Linked DNA regions of Homo sapiens: all the other regions are linked to region 3. Evidence: chromatin contacts called from ENCODE Hi-C or POLR2A ChIA-PET data. All regions are on one chromosome and are shown on one strand. The core of a region is the stretch at or near the end of the contact, and the rest is flanking DNA. Distances in the headings are between cores, read along the strand shown. Region 1 overlaps WDR4 (WDR4 tRNA N7-guanosine methyltransferase non-catalytic subunit). Region 2 overlaps PDE9A (phosphodiesterase 9A). Region 3 holds the start of LINC01668 (long intergenic non-protein coding RNA 1668). Region 4 holds the start of NDUFV3 (NADH:ubiquinone oxidoreductase subunit V3).

Region 1 (4,685 bases), core at 217-2,716, 76 kb after region 3:
CCCCAGGGGGTTCCCATCCGACCAGCCCCGAGCCGGGAGTGAGGTGATGCCACCACGACTGGCCCAGGGGAAAGTCTGTCATCTCAGAAGGCCAGGCAGAGGCTGCTGGTGCTCTTTACGCCAGGGGAGTTCAACGTCAGGTTGAAGAGCGCTGGCTGAGAGGAGCCCTCACCCTCATGCAGCAGCAGTCATCAAAAGTGACATTCTCAGAGGGAGGTGCTAGACCAATACCACCACCGTTCAGGACCTCTTCATTGAGGACGTGGGCCAGTGGCCAACCCGCTAACTCTTCCCCCTGCAGGTCTGCAGAACCGGAGGCCATAGAGGTGCCGCCGCAGCTTACCCGTCGCACAGGAGCGCCACGCAGTTCTCCTGGCACCAGAATGCAATCCTGGACGCGGCAAACTTCTAAAAGGAGAAGAAGCCCATTAACTTCACGCCACCTGCAGGGGCCCGACGCCGGGCGCTCTGATCCAACAAGAGCAAGACCGAAGGACGCTCACGCCCCCACATATCAAGGAAGAGGAAACAGCACTGGAACATTCTGGAATCAGTGGGGAAAGGAGGGTAGCTGATTCCCTGTTTCCCAAGCAGATGACAAAAGCCCCCCAGTGGTTCTGGCACTCCCTGCAGGGCCTGCGACAGCCTCCAAAGCCAACAAGATAGGTCAGACAGTGAGGAGAAGAGGGAGCGGAGGACACAGGGGAAAGGAAGAGATGAGAGCTACACATACAACTGCCCTGTGAGCTCCCACAGTTCCTGGCAGAGGAAATATTAAAAATGAAGAAGAGGCCGTGCACAGTGGCTCACGCCTTTAATCCCAGCTACTCAGGAGCCTGAGGCGGAGGTTGCTGTGAGTCGAGATAGCACCACTGCACTCCAGCCTGGGCAAGAGTGGGACTCCATCTCAAAAAAAAAAAAAAAATTTTTTTTAAATGAAGGAAACTTCCAGGAACCTGAGTCCACGTGAAGCATGAAGGAAAAGGCCTGGTCCTCTCTTACACAGCTGCCTGGCAGGGGGCAGAGGCCACACCACACAGTTCTCTAGGAAATGGAACAGACCGTTTGGCGGGAAACTTTGCCAAGGCCTGGGCTTTCAGGGTGTCATGAGATTGCTCCAAGCTGGCCGGAGAATGCTGGAGTGGGCCTGGCCCCACCCCTGCCCCACCTGGCTGGCAGACCCACAAAGGTGCATGCTCAAGCACCTCCATTCCTTCCACTTCAGAGCAGGATTAGAGGCCTTCCTGTACATTAACTGTTTGCATGCAACAGGGAGACAAATTATTTCCCACTGACATGACGAGCCACCTTCAGAATTTGAAATACGAGATTTCCCTCACACAGGAGGAAGTCTGGCATTGAGAGCAAACGTTTCCAACGGCGAAGTGACTTTTCCACTCAAGTCAGGCGACTGCCGGTGTCTACAAGCACTCAGTCGCCCAGGAGTGAACAGAAGCAGCTACCTGGGGGGCCTGGGGGTCCACCAGCTCCTGCAGACTGGCCAGGTGACAGCAGTGCAGCTGGCGGCCGCTCCTGTACTCCCAGAGCCTCAGGGTGCCGTCCTGCACAAACCAAACACACAGGTTAGCACATGGTTGTGGGGCTTCCGTCAGGTAGGGTGACAGAGAGGACAGCTGCGTGTGGTCGGGGTTCCACTCCGTGACAGCCATGCCACCCACCCTCAGGAATTAAAGGCTCTCTGCTCTGACTGTGTAAATCGCTCATGCAAATCATCAAGGACAACGGTGGGGAACGGAAGGTGACCGATTCCCTGTTTCTCGAGTGCCAATATGCCCAGGCAGATGACAAAGCCAATGAGGCAGATCCTAGCAAAATAAGCCAAGGCCGCTAGATGGCCAGGTTGTCATCCGCCAGGAGGCCAGACCACATCTGCTGTGCCCGGGCCGGGCATAGACACGGGCATGCACACAGGTCTGCGCAGACACTTCAGCAATCATGCATTCCCACGGGGAGACACGTGTGGGCTCATGAGCTCGTGGCCACTGCTCCACTTCACTAAGAATGACAGGAAGGACATGGCCATCAGCAACCGTCCCACGACAACTGGTACAACCCTTCAGGAAGCCGACACAGGAACCAAGAGGCTCCACGCTCTAAAACCATCATCAATGGAAAAAAGCGTTTCTCTTTTTTTTCTTGGTTTTATCTGTTGTTATTTTTTTGTTGTTTAATTGAAATGGGGTCTATTCCACACTGCCCACTGCACTGCAGTGGCTATTCACAGGCTTGCTCCTGGCTCACTGCAGCCTCTGACTCCCAGGCCCAGGCAATCCTCCCGCCTCAGCCTCCGAGTAGCTGGGACTACAGGCATGAGCCACCATACCTGGCTTAAAAAAAATTCATTACAGCACTAATTCAGTGGAGAGAAATAAATCAATACTCATTAAATCTAATGAGAGAGTGTCTGTGCACTATTTGTAAGTATTTTTAAATGACTAAATGAAAAAGATGAAAAGTAAATACCCCAAACAGCTAACAGTAGATGCATATCCTCTGGGTGCCGAGGTAAGAGTGGATGTATGAATGCACACACACACGCATGCACATACACACGCACACACACACACCTTTCTACAAATGTGGCAGATAAACATGGAGACCAACACACACATCTACAGGCATTTCACTCACCCCCAAACCTCTCTACGAAGACAAGAAAAAGATGTTTAATAACCATGAACCCACTAAGACAAAGACAACAGGCAAGAAGAGAAGGCAGCCGCGGAGAGACAGCAAGGAAACCTGGGGGCTGGAGGCCAGGGAACAAATGCACCAGCCACAGAGAAGCCCGAGAGGTGCCAGGACCTGCCAAAGACCAAACCGGGCCAGGCAGCCTGAAGACCAAGGTGGTGAGGGGAGCTGTCAAATGTCTTTACAAAGAGAAACGGGACCTCCCTGATGCATCCTCAGCCCCAAACTCCAGGCCAGCAGAAGGCTCTGGGGAAACGGAGCCGAGGGGCCCCTGTCTCGGGGATGCCAAATACTCACTGAGAAGAGAGTCACCTAGCCCCTTCGCACTCACCTCCCAGAGCCCCAGGGGACAGACCTGGGCAAGAGTGAAGGCCGGGACACTGACCACCCAGAAGAGACCGACTGACCCACACGTTCTACGGAGTCCACAGGCAAGGGGCTGCTGCCCACAGACACCTGCTCTGAAGCCCCTCGGGCCCCACCCTGGGTGCACACACCCAGCCTCTGAGGCCGGCTGGTGCTGACTCCCATCACACACAGGCAGATGGCATCGCCAGACATCCGAGGAAAACCTCCAATGAGAAAGGCAGACAACACACTCCAGAGAAGGCAATCAAACACAAGGCCAGGAAGAAATTGAAGAAAGAAAAGTCCACGCTCATCTCAGTGAGATAAGAGACACGTGCACTATCCGAGAATGGGTGGCTGCAAAAAAGAACGTGCCGAGGGCAAGAAAGAACTAAAGATTCAAAATAATCCTAATAAAACTCAAGTCTCCACAGAAGGCTGGAAAGTAAAGTTGAGGCAATCTCCCAAGAAGTAAGACTATTCCTAAAGGAGTAGAAATACGAGATTGAACAGGAAAGAAAAAAAAACAGAGAATTATGGCCCAGCATGGTGGCTCTCGCCTATAATCCCAGTGGGCGGAAGTGGGTGGATCGCTTGAGGTCAAAAGTTTGAGACCAGCCTGGCCAAGCTGGCAAAACCCCATCACTACAAAAGTATAAAAAATTAGCGGGGCATGGTGGTGTGTGCCTGTAATACTAGCTACTCGGGAGGCCTGAGGTGGGAGGATTGCTTGAGCCCGGGAGGCAGAGGCTGCAGTGAACCGAGATCACGCCACTGCACTCCAGACTGGGAGACAGAGCAAGACTCTGTCTCAAAAAAAATAAGAATCAGAGCATTAAAGTGGTTCAACTAACACAAGCTTTAGAAAAAGTGAGCAAGAGGCAGGGGTAGAGAACAGAAGGTAATCATGTAAGAAAATGCCCCAGGTCGGAGGACACTGAAAATCACTGGCTGTGTGGCCAACTCCCCTCTGGGGCCCACCAAGTCACCTCAGTGGCTTTCACATCGCACACTGGAGCAGAGAAAGTCCTCCAGGCAGAAGGAGAGCCCAGCTGTCACCCCACGGACCCACGGCAGACAGCTGCAGGTTTCTACAGGAAGCGCGCGGGAAAACCCACAGGAGCAACCAGCTGGAGAGCACACTGTGCAAGGCCTCCCAAGCTCCGAGGGAAACCGTTTCAACCAGGACTTCTACGCCAAACTAACAACCAGGCCTCAAAGGAGATTAAAGGTATTTCCAGAAAAGCAAAGTCAGAAAACACTGACCCTCCTCGCGCCTTTTGGCAGCTACCAGATGACGTGTTCCACTCAAACAAAGCAGTAAGCCATGAGGGACAGATGGGGCCTGGGGAGGCTTCTCTGCCCGTGGAAGATTTTCCTCATATTATGAAAAAGACTGGAAGGTGCACAACAAACCGCTGACGAAGCCTGACCCTGACCCTGACCCTCTGGAGATTATGGCCACACTTTTCTTCTTCTCTCAGGTCGCGTGGCTGTGTGTTAATTTGAAGAGCAGGAACAGGAGGCTGTGAATGAAGCCCAATCAGAGAAGAAACATAGAAGCGGCCAGAAGGTCCATCAGCCATCCTGCCACACCACACAAAGGACCAACACAGACAACACAG
Region 2 (4,297 bases), core at 421-2,920, 96 kb before region 3:
CGTCGTTCTCACGCACGTCTCTCAGGCTTAGGCTCGGTTGCATAAACCTTCCCCAATTTTATCCTGGCAAGGAGGAGGACAGATCCTTCCGGAACCTTTGCAGATATTGCCACCAAAAGTAAAGCCTTCATAAAAGTTTGCATTTGGGGAGGAAGGAGAGCAGATGGTGAAAATCAGATATCACTTAAGAATTACTCATTTCAGTTTACAAAAAATCTAGGTCGTTAAAGGTGACTGATAGCTTAAGAAGACAGGGAAAGGGCTTCATAACAGAGCCGGAAAGTCCAACAGTACAACGACACGCATGATGCCAAAAAGTAAAGCGTTCCTCACTCATTCCACTCAGTGCTCCGTAACTGATTCTCCACTGGCTCCTGGGCTGCAGCCTCATGAAGCCAGCTGTTCCTCAACTGAAAAGAGCCCTGGAAGCCCTGGGCAGCCCACTGGCAGGGTCTGAATATCATCTGAGCGAGGCCATCAGAAGCTGTCCCCAGGAGTCTGTGCTTGGGGGTCAGTCATCGGAGGTGCTTACTGCGGTCCTTTTCCATGGGGCTCGAAGCTTCTGCATTGAATCACGAGCTCTGGCCTCCAGCCTGGTGCAGAACCTTCCAGGGGGCATTGGAGTAAAAGCTTCTGTAGATGACAGCTACCCCTTTTTTGGTCCATTTTATAGCAGAGGAAATTTAGGTTCAAAGAAGTTGAGTTGAGAGTCCCAGGAGTAAGAAGCAGTCAAGGATCCCCCCAGGCCTCCGGGGCCGCCTGGGCTGCCTGGCCTCACGACCTGGCCCCATGCTCCTGAGATGGAGAAGCCCCAGGCCCATGAGCCTGTTGCCCTTGGCAAAGCCACTTCCCTTCTGAGTAAAGTCAGACGAGCCTGCCCAGTCCCAAGAGACTGCGATTCCGTAATCGCCCTCCCCTCGCCTTTTGAGGTCTTGCTGGTAGGTGCACCCCCTTCAAGCCAGCCCAAGGAGCCATGATTTGAGTCGGTCTTGCCAGATGTGTCTGGAGAGAATTTAACTCCAAGATCATCCCCCGTGCACTCTGAGGGGCTGGGACAGGATGTGGTGCCCTTTGTGCCCAGGAGGAGAAGCACCCAGTGGGGCGGGGTGGGGCGAGGACTTTATAAAGGCGTCATTTGCTGCGGCCACCCAGGTTGGAACACAGGGACCACAGGGCCCCCCGCCTTCTGCAGGACCACCCCGCTCATCTGAGGGAGACACTGTAGAAACACATCTTTGAGCAGTGGCTTCTAATCCAAGAAACCCAATAGAAGTCAAACGCAGATTCCTAGGGCCCAACCCGGACCCACTGCGTGGGAATCCCTCAGCCGGGGCCAGAAGCACGCTTTGAAGACACCAACCTCCTCAGCAAGCCTCTTGCAAACCACATCCTGCTTCTCCAGAAGCTGCAGATCCAGAATGTTCAAAGAAAGAGCCCTCCTTGCCTTCCTCTTCTTCCACCCCTGCCCTCTGCAGACTGGGGTTCTGTAGACCCCCAAAGTAAGTCCGCCACACCGGAAGGAAGTGAGTTACACAGGGGCCCACATGGGAACCGCTTTTTGTCCTGTCTTGGTGGGAAAATGGCCACGACCCCAGCCCAGGCTCTGCCACGCCACAACTCCACGGGCATAGCCTGGGAGGCCGCAGCGTGAACTGTGACTAGGGCTGAGGATGGTGCCATGGTAGAAGTGAGGGCCTGGCACCCGGCCAAGTGCAGGACTCCTCGGCAGTGGGGTTGGGAGAAGCAGCCTCTGCAGGCGAGGCCAGGAACCAGGACACAGGAGGAGAAGCACATCTCAGAGGAGGGAGCTCTGGGAGGAGCCAGCAGAGTCCTGCAAAGGAGGATGTGGGGGAAATGGGGTGAGGCCAAAGTGGGGGCTGCTGAAGGGGCTACTGCACCCGTGCGAGCAGGGCCAGGACCAAGCTGCATAGGCAGCCAGGGACACAGCCGATGCCACAGACGTCAGGAACCACGCAATGACACAGGCCACCTTTGACCGACCGTTACCCCTGGGGCAAATACCAGTGGGGATAACGGGCAAGGAGAGGTGCTGTTTACTGTCTTATTGTTGCCAGTTCAGCAGCCCACAGGAAATGGTGTTAGTCACAGAAAAAAAAAATCTGTTTTCTATATTTCACTGTTTCCAAGTAAAGAAAAAAGAAAACTAATCTTAGCTTAAAAAAAAAAAAAATGGTGCGCTGGGCACCGAAAAATAACCATCTTCCTAGGCCTGCGTTTCCCCCACACCGGGGACTTGTGCTGGAAAGAAAAGCTGCGTTGGCAGCCAGGAGCCGGGGAAACTGTCCAGGGAGGCATCCTCTGCGATGAAGGCGGGGCCTCGGCGTGGCCCGTTCCGCGCTCTGTCCAGCCCTGGAGAAGCCCCACCCTCACCGAGCTCGAAATACCCCCTCCCTGAGAGCCGAGACTCATGGCCGGGACCCCTTGGACAGAAGATGCGGATGCTAACCCGGCGCTTCCACCACAGCCCCGGCGGCACTGGGGAGCGAGCGCGGCCATCCCGCGCGTAGGTGGTGTTTCTCTGCAGGCGCCAGTTTCACCGCGGGCGCCCAGGATCCTCAACGGTTCTGTTGTGATGTGATTCCCCTCTTCGACTTCGTCATTCAGCCTCAGTCCCTCAGTCCCCAAATACCGAAAGGCAGTCTTTTTTTTTTTTTTTTGAGACGGAGTTTCACTCTTGTTGCCCAGGCTGGAGTGCAATGGTGCGATCTCGGTTCACTGCAACCTCCGTCTCCCTGGCTCAAGCGATTCTCCCGGCTCAGCCTCCCGAGTAGCTGGGATTACAGGCACCTGCCACCACGCCCGGCTAATTTTTTGTATTTTTAGTAGAGACGGGGTTTCACCATGTTGGCCAGGATGGTCTGGAACTCCTGATCTCAGGTGATCCACCCGCCTCTGCCTCCCAAAGTGCTGGGATTACAGGCGTGAGCCACCGCGCCCGGCCTTTTTTTCTTTTTTCTTTTGAAGTTAATGAACTTGAATTTTATTTTATTTACAGAATAGCCCCCATGAGATACTTGAAGACCCGGTGCCAAGCGACAGTGTTGACCCCAGGTGGTCAGTCCTGCCTGGCCCCTTCCGAGGGATGCGCCTTCACCATAACCATGTCACGGACAGGCGTGTGGGCAAGGGGGCATCGCTGTATTTTTCACAACTCTTTCCACTGAACACGACAATGACATTTTTCACCACCCGTATGCATCAACCAAATGAAAAGATGAGCCTGTGACATTCCCGTGCGTAGAGTTACAGCTTTTCTTTTCAAAACGAACCTTCAGTTTGGAGCCGAAGCGGAAGCACGTGGCGTCTGACGTCTCCAGGGAGACCCGCCGCCCTCGCTGCCGCCTCACCGCGCTTCTGTTTTGCAGGTAATCTTCAGCAAGTACTGCAACTCCAGCGACATCATGGACCTGTTCTGCATCGCCACCGGCCTGCCTCGGTGAGTGCGCGCTGCGGGCTCTGCCCGGTGACGCCACGCGGCCTCCTCGCCTTTTCGGGATGGCTGGGAGGGGCGGGAAGAGGCGCTGAAGGGCCCGAGGCACCGGCCTTCTACAAGGGGCTCTTCGAAATCAATCAATGCGCAGAATCCCGAGGGAGGCTCAGCCGCCCTCCGGGCCTCTCTGCCTCCACAGGTGATGGCTGTGTCCACAAGGAGGAAACCGTCGGGCTGAATTAAACAGAACCGCCCTCCTAAGAGTGTGGGTTTTTCTGCCGGGCGTGGTGTCTCACACCTGTAATCCCAACACTTTGAGAGGCCGAGGTGGGCAGATCACCTGAGGTCAGGAGTTCGAGACCAGCCTGGCCAACATGGTGAAATCTTGTCTCTACTAAAAATACAAAAATTAGCCGGGCGTGGTGGCGAGCACCTGTCATCCCAGCTGCTTGGGAGGCTGAGGCAGGAGAATGGCTTGAACCCTGGAGGCAGAGGTTGTAGTGAGCTGAGATCATGCCATTGCACTCCAGCCTGGGCAACAGAGCGAGACTCCGCCTCAAAATAAATAAATAAATAAAAAAGAGTGTGGGTTTTTTCCTCTCACTTCTTCATTCACTTTTGGAGAAAGCGGGGTGGTTGTGTGTGTTTGGTCCCCAGCCCCACATCACCCCATAGGTGCCTTTTCTACCCAGGGGGCTTGACCCAGATCAACACTGGGTGAAAGGCTGACTTCAGAAATGGGTTGAAAAGACCAGTGATCTGCCTTATCGAGTCCTCAGAGTCCCACAGGAGTTAATGTCCTAAATCAACAGTGTGTTCGAGCCAGTGAATTTTCTAATTATCAGC
Region 3 (4,289 bases), core at 1,305-3,804:
CATAGGGAGTGAGTGTGCAGACACAGGGTCCCACCCCCATGAGCACAACCCACTGAACAAGACGCCCCTCTGGGGTGAGCGGCACCATCTCCACCTAGGATGATGTGTTTCCAAGTGAACTCTCACCCGACAATCAGTATTAAGTCAGCATGAAGGGTAAAGATGTTTACAGCTGAGCCACATGCACGTCAGGAGACAGGAGCAGCAATGCCTGGGGCTTTCCACGGTGAGCTCCCAGCACACAGCAAGCATGTCGCCAGAAAGAACAGAAAGTTCACAAAGGGAGGGCCAGCCTGTGCACAGCCTAGCACCGTCCTGGGAGGCCATCATCACCTGTGCTCCTCTGAGAGGACAGGAAGATGCTGTTTTCCACTTTTTTCTCCCCAAGACCGTTTATTAGCAATTGAAGGAACAACGCATGTATCAAAGACTGGATTTGAGAAATTCCAACAAATCTGCCCCCTCGCAGTTGGGAGCTGGCATCGTGCAATCTTCGGAATGCAGCCTCTGGCTCTCCCATCAAAAGGCAACGCAGCCCCCTGTGATTTCAGCTTTGACCTTGTGGGTAATAAAAGAAGGAAAGAGGAATGTCTGCTACTGGAATCCTGGATGGGGTCCCCGCGGCCGAATCCCCCCTCCCGTCCCCTCCTGTGTCACCTGTCATGTCTCAGACTTTGACCGCCTCCCGCAGCTTCCTTTTATTCGTAATGTCTAAAGCCAACCCAAGCGTCTTTGCCGGCTGACGTCTTAGCCAAATCATGTGGGAAACCCGTGAAGCAGAACTGACCGCTGTGAGGGCTGGGAGTACACTGGGCATCTGAAATACTTCAGCCCAGGAAAACGTCCATCAGTGGACACCGTCGGTTCCCAGGTGGCCTCTGGAACAGGAAAGCAGTCACCCCCTCGTCCGATCCCACAGGAAACCTCATTCCACTCTAGTGGCAGTGGCTGGGGCTAGATCCCCCTGAGCCAGGAGACGACGGGCAGTGCCCGGACAAGGCTGTACTCTGTCCACAGCTCCTCCACTGTGGCTATGAGGGAGGTTTAAAAATCTCAGTCCAGTGGGGGGGGTCAGCCCCCTGCCCGGCCAGCCGCCCCGTCTGGGAGGGAGGTGGGGGGGTCAGCCCCCGCCCGGCCAGCCGCCCCGTCTGGGAGGGAGGTGGGGGGGTCAGCCCCCCGCCCGGCCAGCCGCCCCATCCAGGAGGTGAGGGGCGCTTCTGCCCGGCCGCCCCTACTGGGAAGTGAGGAGCCCCTCTGCCCGGCCACGACCCCGTCTGGGAGGTGTGCCCAGCGGCTCATTGGGGATGGGCCATGATGACAATGGCGGTTTTGTGGAATAGAAAGGCGGGAAGGGTGGGGAAAAAATTGAGAAATCGGATGGTTGCCGGGTCTGTGTGGATAGAAGTAGACATGGGAGACTTTTCATTTTGTTCTGTACTAAGAAAAATTCTTCTGCCTTGGGATCCTGTTGATCTGTGACCTTACCCCCAACCCTGTGTTCTCTGAAACATGTGCTGTGTCCACTCAGGGTTGAATGGATTAAGGGCGGTGCAAGATGTGCTTTGTTAAACAGATGCTTGAAGGCAGCATGCGCGTTAAGAGTCATCACCACTCCCTAATCTCAAGTACCCAGGGACACAAACACTGCGGAAGGCCGCAGGGTCCTCTGCCTAGGAAAACCAGAGACCTTTGTTCACTTGTTTATCTGCTGACCTTCCCTCCACTATTGTCCTATGACCCTGCCAAATCCCCCTCTGCGAGAAACACCCAAGAATGATCAATAAAAAAAAAATAAAAAATAAATAAATAAATAAATAAAATAAAAATCTCAGTCCAAAGGCTTTCACCGTAGTCTGTCTAAGGGACAGATAACATCGTCTCTCTGAATTTGGGAGGGGACTGTTCTCTGTTGGTAGCCAAAAGGGGCCCAGCAAGGTGCTAGGGTTCCAGTCTCCCTGAGTCCTCAGGCAGGTCTTCCCAGCCCCCACCCTGGGACTCCCTGCCCTGCTGCAGGGGAACGTGAGGGTCAGGGGTCCCCAGATTCCTGGGAGCTGGGGCCGGTGCCCTGGCAGAAACACGGCCTCAGGCAGGGTCCAGGGCCTGTGGGGGTGAGTCACGTTGTTATGGGCTGAATTCTCTCCCCAAAACTTACGTCCAAGCCCAACCTGGTGCCTCCCAGTACCGTATTTGGAGACAGTGCCTTTAAAAGGTGGTTAAGATAACATGAGCTGACTGGGGTGGGCCCTGAGCCACTTTGACTGAGTCTTACAAGAAGAGGAGGTCGGGGCACAGATGCACATGAAGGGCGCCAGGGAAGGACAGACCCTGACACACAGAGGAGTGGGGACTCAGCAGAAGCCAGCCCTGCCAACACTTGTCTCAGACTTTGAGAGGTAAGTGTCTGTCGTTTAAGCCCCCCGCCAAGCTCACACACACACACACCTGTGTGCCTCGCTAGGGCTGCCCCAGCAGACTCACACATCACACCTCCCTCACCACCGAGTCCCTGGGCAGCAACGTGGGCCCGGCTCACAAGCAGTGCTGGAGACAGCTTGAGCTTGGGTTGACTGCGCCAGCATAGCATGATCTCTCTCTCTCTCTCTCGCTCTCTCTAAGGAAAAAAAGAAGATAAGAACTAGAGAGTCAGAAATGTCATCTCTTTCTTTCTTTTCTTCCTCCTTTCTTTCTTGCACTCCAGCCTGGGCAACAGAGTGAGACTCCATCTGAAAAAAAAAAAGGAAAGAAAGAAATTGATTTTATTAACCAAAACTAGTAAAGGGGAAGTGGCCAGATAGCCATCCATGGCAACCACTTCAATTTTGGGGAGGAAGGCAGGGGTTTAAGAAAGGAAAACTTGGCCGGGCATGGTGGCTCATGCCTGTAATCCCAGCACTTTGGGAGGCCAAGGTGAGTGGATCACCTGAAGTCAGGAGTTCATGGCCAGCCTGGTCAACATGGTGAAACCCCGTCCCTACCAAAAAAAAAAAAAATTAGCTGGGCATGATGGCAGGTGCCTGTAATCCCAGCTACTGGGGAGGCAGAGGTGGGAGAATCTCTTGAGCCTGGGAGGCGGAGGTTGCAGTGAGCTGAGATTGCACCACTGCACTCCAGCCTGAGCGACAGAGCGAGACTCTGTCTCAAAAAGAAAGAAAGGAAAACGTGATAAGGAAGAAATACGAGAATTGGGTGGGGTACAATGTCTGTGTGTCTCGAGTGGCTGTCTTGGGTCCCCATCCACCTGGGTCTCAGGCTGGCATCACCTCAACAGTGGCCAGGTGGTGAACTAGCCACCTTGATGTCATCTGTGGCACTTTGCAGCTTGATCTCCAGGCTTGGTCTGTCTCAAGATTAGCCCCTGGAACGTCTAAGAAGGTGCATAATGAGATGCGTGCATAATGAGATGCGCACATACAGTTAGAGAACTGTGAAGCGGGTATAGACAGTGAGAAAGGCGGGGACGTGAAGCCTACTTTAAGGCTAAGGGAAAAGGCTTCTGCAGTTCGCTTCAAGGTTATATCTTAAAATCCAAGAGAAAGGGGAAAAAAAGTTAAGATGCATTTTGAAGTTAAGCTGCCTGGTTACAAGTGAAAATACATAAGAGTACTGGTTTTTTTCCGGTTAATCCTAACTTTTCTAATATATTTTGCTAGCAGATATTTAAAATCTGGTGGTTTAGCCAAAGAATTTGGGACAGCAAGACTATACAATCTTCCATCCGCTGCAAAGAGATGTTCGTTTTTTCTCAGCGTTTCTGAGAAGCTGGAAAACAAGGTGAGCTGCCGCCTTGGACACCCTCCTCTTAATTCTGGTTCCTTCCTGCTCGACATGGGGACGGGACAGTCCGACGCTCCCTCTCATGGGAATGTATTTGCAGACATCATATCATGGAAAATACTAAACACAAGTGTTGCCTCAGAAGCTCACGATGAGCCGGGTTCACGCCGGTGTAATTCTGCGGGGGCCGGACCCTGAATCTCATGCACGCGCGGCTGCGAAGGCGACGCAGCTTCTGCCTCTGAGCCGCCTCCTTCGATACATCCCGTGGGAGCGGGAGCCACACTGAGCGCCAGGTCTGCGGCCAGCCGGGTGGGAAACAGGCGCTGCTGCCAGCAAGCTCCTCCCACTCTGCTCACCTGCCCCGAGGTTCCCAGAAGTTCTCAATCAGTACCATGTCCTTTCCCCTTCTCGAAGAAAAACACTGTTGGCAATGGAACAGCGCATCCCATTATCCTCCTGTCTTCACCAGGAACAGGCTCCCCAGACAGCAGACACTGTTTTCCGCGAGCCGG
Region 4 (4,879 bases), core at 1,473-3,972, 110 kb after region 3:
TAGTTCAGGTAGAACTTTGTGTGATCTACAAAGAAAGGAATATAAACAAACATACACTTTTAAGGTTTTGTGTTAAAATGCTGGGTACTACTTGCTAGAGCTACAGGCAGAGTTGATGGTGCCCACAGAAAGACTCTGGGCAGAGAGTTAACTGGAGGAACAGCCTCTGCTGTCGGAAAAATCTAGTCTACTATTTTCTAGCTGATTGGAAAATACAATAATGTATTTGGCCTCTGCTTTTTTTATTTTAATGCAGCACCTTATATTTGCTTCTTGCACTTGGCCCTGTCCTTTCTCTTTGGCCAAACACAGTTTAGGCCACAGTTACCTCCCAACCAGGCTGCATAGGCTTCCCAGCCTTCCTGCTCCCTCTAGTCTTAGGCACTGGCCTCACACATGGTTGCCCTAGTTACCTTTCGAGGCCCTAATCACTTCCTTCAAAAACCATCAAGATGGCTAAGCATAGTGGCTCATGGCTGTAATCCCAGCACTTTGGGAGGCCGATGCAGGCAGATCACTTGAGGTCAAGAGTTACAAACCAGCCTGACCAACATGGTGAAACACTATCTCTACTAAAAATACAAAAATTAGATGGGCATGGTGGCGGCGCCTGTAATCCCAGCTACTGGGGAGGCTGAGGCAAGAGAATCACTTGAACCCAGGAGGCGGAGGTTGCAGTAAGCCGAGATTGCCCCTGCGCCACTGCACTCTAGCCTGGGCAACAGAGTGAGATTCTGTCTCAAAAAAAAAAAAAAAATCAAGATGGTTCATGCCCCCTCAACCATAGGTACCCCACCTTTACCAACCTGGCCGGTGACCACGCCAGAGGAGGTCTTTTCTTTTTGTTTCTTCTTGAGTGTTGCAACTCCAGCAAGATGTCAACATCTGCCGCATGTGCCCGCTGGTGGTGGTGTGGAAGTGGGGAGCTCCAGGTCCATGAAGGAGGGTGACGTGGATCTTCCAATTCCAGATCAGGATCCCCAAATTTGTTACTAAGCTGTGAATTATTAAGCACACCTCACAAAGGCGAGCATGACCTTTTCCCTGGACACAACAGAATGAGCCTAGTGGTGAAGAAAAAAAAAATCTGGCCGGGTGTAGTGGCTCACGCCTGTAACCCCAGCACTTTGGGAGGCCGAGGCGGGCGATCATTTGAGGTCAGGAGTTCGAGACCAGTCTGGCCAACATGGTGAAACCCCGTCGCTACTAAAAATACAAAAATTAGCCGGGCGTGGTGGCTCATGCCTGTTGTCCCAGCTACTCAGGAGGCTGAGGGAGGAGAATCGCTTGAACCTAGGAAGTGGAGCTTGCAGTGAGCCTAGATTGTGCCACTGTACTCCAGCCTGGGCAACAGAGCAAGACTCTGTCTCAAAAAAAAAAATTTAGGCCAGGCACAGTGGCTCACACCTGTAATCCCAGGGCTTTGGGAGGCCGAGACGGGTGGATCACGAGGTCAGGAGATGGAGACCATCCTGGCTAACACGGTGAAACCCTGTCTCTACTAAAAATTACAAAAATTTAGCCGGGCGTGGTGGCGGGTGCCTGTAGTCCCAGCTACTCGGGAGGCTGAGGCAAGAGAATGGCGTGAACCCGGGAGGCGGAGCTTGCAATGAGCCAAGATGGCGCCACTGCACGCCAGCCTGGGCTACAGAGCAAGACTCCGTCTCAAAAAAAAAAAAAAAATTTAAACAAAAAAAAAATCTTTTGGCATTTTTTTTTCTCCCTTTAGGGACAAAGGATCCCTTCTCATGATTATCCTAAGATCTAAGGTTATTCTTTTTGCCTCCCAGGGTGGATGGTGGCAGATGCCCTTGCATTTACTTGATAGCAGACTCCTCTTTGATAAAGGCCTTTGATAAAGGCCTCATTCCGCCAGTTTATCTTGCCACCTCAATGAATCGCTAGCTGTGTCAGGAATCCCTACACAATCCATTTAAATGACTGTGGCAGGGCCTCTTCCCCTGTGGAAGCTGAAGGTGGCACGTCCATCTCCGATGAAATGCGAATGGGGCTCTGGGCACGCGGCGGAAGGCAGAGAAGAGGCAGAGAAAGAAGCTAATAACTAATTACACCGACTCCACAATTACGACTAACGTTGGGGACGAACTCTTTGCTAAATAAACATTTAGGTGAAACAAAGCTTCCATTTCCAATCGGCCTAACTCTGGTATTAGCGTTGGCAGGGGCCATGCAGGAGGGGCAGTGAGCAGTGGTGGCCGCGTTGCCGACAGAGGGTGAGGGAGCTGGGCGCGTGGTGTGGGCGCCGAGGTCCCGAGCTGAAGAGCTTTAAAACCTCTCAAAACACAGAACTATCAATCAAGTAGGACCAGACTGTGCCCCCAGGGAAGGTCGCAGATTTAAGGCTGCGAGGACAAGGGCAAAGAAGTGCGAAGCGTTCGGGTGGACATGCAAGCCGGCCCAGCGCAGACGCCTGAGAGGGGTGCCCAGCAGCCCCCGCAGGTCTCCGCCGCGCCCCCGCCACAGCGCCCAGGCGCCCGCAGGGCACAGGGATCGGCACCAGCCGGTGACGTGTCCCTCACGCTGCTGCCTGTGATTGGTGGTCCCGATCCGGGGCGTGGCCCCAAGGGAGGCACTTAGCCCTACTGGGGATGCGCGCGCAGACCCACGGCCTCTGCTCCGCCCCCAGCTGGCCTGTAATTGGCGCAGTCGGCCCAAGGGGCGGCTGTTCAGGCGCGGGTGCGCGCGCAGCTGCTGTGGCCCTGCTTGGTGCGCCCGCTGTCACCGCCATGGCTGCCCCGTGTTTGCTGCGGCAAGGACGAGCCGGGGCGCTGAAGGTAAAGGAGGAGCCAGCCTGGGCTGGCTGCGCGGCCCCGAGCCTACGTAGGGGATGGGGTGAGGGGGCGCGGTGCTGGTCAGGTCCGGGCCTGTCCGCGACCTCTAGCCGTCCTAGTTGGGCCGCTGACCCCGCTCCCTGGGCCCAGGACTGACCGCCACGGGGCCAGGCCCGGATGTGGCCAGCGAGCGTCCCGCGGTTCCCCCGAGCCGGTCCGCCGCCGCCGCTGCCCGAGGCCCAGGCCGAGGCTGGCGTGCCCCGTGCCGACGGGCGCTCCCGAGGGCTGCATGCCTGGGCGGCAGACTCGGGTGGACGTTCCCAGGTGATGCTGCCGCGCGGCTGGGGTCAGCCGCTGTGCGGCTCCCGCACGGCTTCTCTGAAGGACAGTGACTTCTCCATTTAGCCAAGAGAGGAAATGAGGGAACTTTCAGGGACCTGGTTAACTTGGTAACTTACTGACAGCCGTTGAGAAGCCAGCTGACATGACCTGACCTGTGAAAAGGAGAAGAAGGGCTTTCTTTTCGGCAAATAAAAAGCTAAGGCCAAGGCCGGGCGCGGACACTTTGGGATTTTGCCTGTAATCCCAGTACTTTGGAAGGCCGAGCCAGGCGGATCGCTTGAGTTCAGGAGTTCGAGACTAGCCTGGCCAACATGTCGAAACCCCGTCTCTAAAAAATACAAAAAATTAGTCTGGCGTGGTGGTGCATTCCTGTAATCCCAGCTACTCGGGAGGCTGAGGTGGGAGGATCCCATGAACCCGGGACGCGGAGGTTGCAGTGAGCCGAGATCATACCACTGCACTCCAGCCTGGGGGACAGAATAAATAAATAAATAAAATAAGGCTAAGACCACTTCACTCTCTTACAAATTTTAAAATGGCTGTTATTACAAAAGCAGTAACTATTCCCTGCAGAATATATATGCGTGTGTGTATATATATATATAAATACATATTATATATATTATATATAAATATATATTATATATATATTTATATAATATGTAAATATATATTATATATTTATATAATATATAATATATTATATAAATATATATTATATAATATATATAATATGTTTATATAAATATATATTATATATTTATATATTTATATAATATATAATATATATTTATATATTATATATAATATATATCATAATATAATATATAATATATATATATTTTTTTTTGAGACAGAGCCTCACTCTGTTGCCCAGGCCCAGGCTGGAGTGCAATGGCACCATCTCAACTCCCTGCAACTTCTGCCCCCTGGGATTAAGCGACTCTCGTGCCTCAGCCTGCAGAATAATTTAAAAGTACAGATAGGGAAATTCATTGACAGTCTACCATTACTCCTTCAAGCATCTAGTTCCTAACGATTTCTATCAGCTTTTATATGTTCACATAAGCACATGTACTCATGCTTACAATCATGAACATACACGTTTTCATGTTTATATGTGCACATACAGGCACCTCTGTTCTGTATCCAGCATCTAGAACATTGTACTGTCTAGCACTTAATAGGCCTTAGTGAGTATATGCTGAGTGAGTTGGCATAATATAAAATATCACATTTATATTGTAGACACTTTTGAAGCAGTTTTTATATACCTACATCATTTTAGTGGCCAGATAGTATTTCTTCTACTCTATTTTCTAAGGATAAGAAAACATTTTACAGAAAGAAACATAGGGCCTGGCAGGTGGCTCATGCCTGTAATCCCAGTACTTTGGGAGGCCAAGACAGGTGGATCATTTGAGGTCAGGCATTCGAGACCAACATGGTGAAACCCCATCTCTACTAAAAATACAAGAAGAGCCAAGCGCGGTAGCTCACACCTGTAATGCCAGTACTTTGAGAAGCCAAGGTGGGTGGATAACCTGAGGCCAGGAACTCGAGACCAACCTGATCAACATGGTGAAACCCCGTCTCTACTAAATACAAAAACTTGGCCGGGCATGGTGATGCATGCCTGTAATCCCAGCTACTTGGGTGGCTGAGACAGGAGAATTGCTTGAACCCACGAGGCGGAGATTGTAGTGAGCCGAGGTTGCGCCACTGTGCTCCAGCCAGGGTGACAG

Evidence for each region. A loop is a pair of places that touch in the nucleus more often than their neighbours do. ChIA-PET counts read pairs that join two places held with the same protein, here RNA polymerase II (POLR2A). Pooled maps may share reads with other maps.
Region 1: a map of adrenal gland shows a loop between it and region 3 (2.7-fold over the local background). The contact joins the enhancer-like site here to the promoter of LINC01668 in region 3. A Hi-C loop is called at or near these places in 1 of 168 maps with a recorded cell type or tissue (adrenal gland). POLR2A ChIA-PET finds 5 or more read pairs at or near these places in 2 of 52 experiments (H1 and SK-N-SH).
Region 2: a loop to region 3 is called in a map of CD4-positive, alpha-beta T cell, with 4 times the contacts of the local background. The contact joins the enhancer-like site here to the promoter of LINC01668 in region 3. A Hi-C loop is called at or near these places in 6 of 168 maps with a recorded cell type or tissue (CD4-positive, alpha-beta T cell, CD4-positive, alpha-beta memory T cell, heart right ventricle and 3 more) and 9 of 50 pooled maps. POLR2A ChIA-PET finds 5 or more read pairs at or near these places in 11 of 52 experiments (CD4-positive, alpha-beta T cell, CD4-positive, alpha-beta memory T cell, CD8-positive, alpha-beta T cell and 7 more).
Region 4: a loop to region 3 is called in a pooled map, with 2.5 times the contacts of the local background. The contact joins the promoter of NDUFV3 here to the promoter of LINC01668 in region 3. A Hi-C loop is called at or near these places in 4 of 50 pooled maps. POLR2A ChIA-PET finds 5 or more read pairs at or near these places in 2 of 52 experiments (CD4-positive, alpha-beta T cell and Panc1).

Annotation. Positions count from the first base shown.
Region 1 is chr21:42,854,219-42,858,903 of GRCh38, forward strand. It overlaps WDR4 (WDR4 tRNA N7-guanosine methyltransferase non-catalytic subunit), which reads right to left. Exons shown (of 11, transcript NM_018669.6): 7 at 1,464-1,562; 8 at 344-408. Among named protein-coding and RNA genes, the nearest start is that of WDR4, 23 kb to the right of the region's middle. Within about 2 kb of position 1,467, at least 2 of the 41 ENCODE cell types and tissues checked have a DNase peak (open chromatin) inside an H3K27ac peak, as active enhancers do.
Region 2 is chr21:42,682,806-42,687,102 of GRCh38, forward strand. It overlaps PDE9A (phosphodiesterase 9A), which reads left to right. Exons shown (of 20, transcript NM_002606.3): 2 at 3,387-3,457. Among named protein-coding and RNA genes, the nearest start is that of PDE9A, 31 kb to the left of the region's middle. Within about 2 kb of position 1,671, at least 3 of the 41 ENCODE cell types and tissues checked have a DNase peak (open chromatin) inside an H3K27ac peak, as active enhancers do; they include CD4-positive, alpha-beta T cell, where a contact is called at or near this core.
Region 3 is chr21:42,777,440-42,781,728 of GRCh38, forward strand. It overlaps LINC01668 (long intergenic non-protein coding RNA 1668), which reads right to left and starts at 2,555. Exons shown (of 3, transcript NR_135517.1): 1 at 2,443-2,555; 2 at 658-878; 3 at 380-558. RefSeq lists enhancers at 47-116, 162-1,111, 2,063-3,012, 3,500-4,223 and silencers at 811-870, 891-940, 971-1,020.
Region 4 is chr21:42,890,587-42,895,465 of GRCh38, forward strand. NDUFV3 (NADH:ubiquinone oxidoreductase subunit V3) reads left to right here and starts at 2,723. Exons shown (of 4, transcript NM_021075.4): 1 at 2,723-2,795. The coding sequence starts at 2,748. It also overlaps a transcript of WDR4 not described here. RefSeq lists silencers at 2,210-2,509, 2,850-3,099.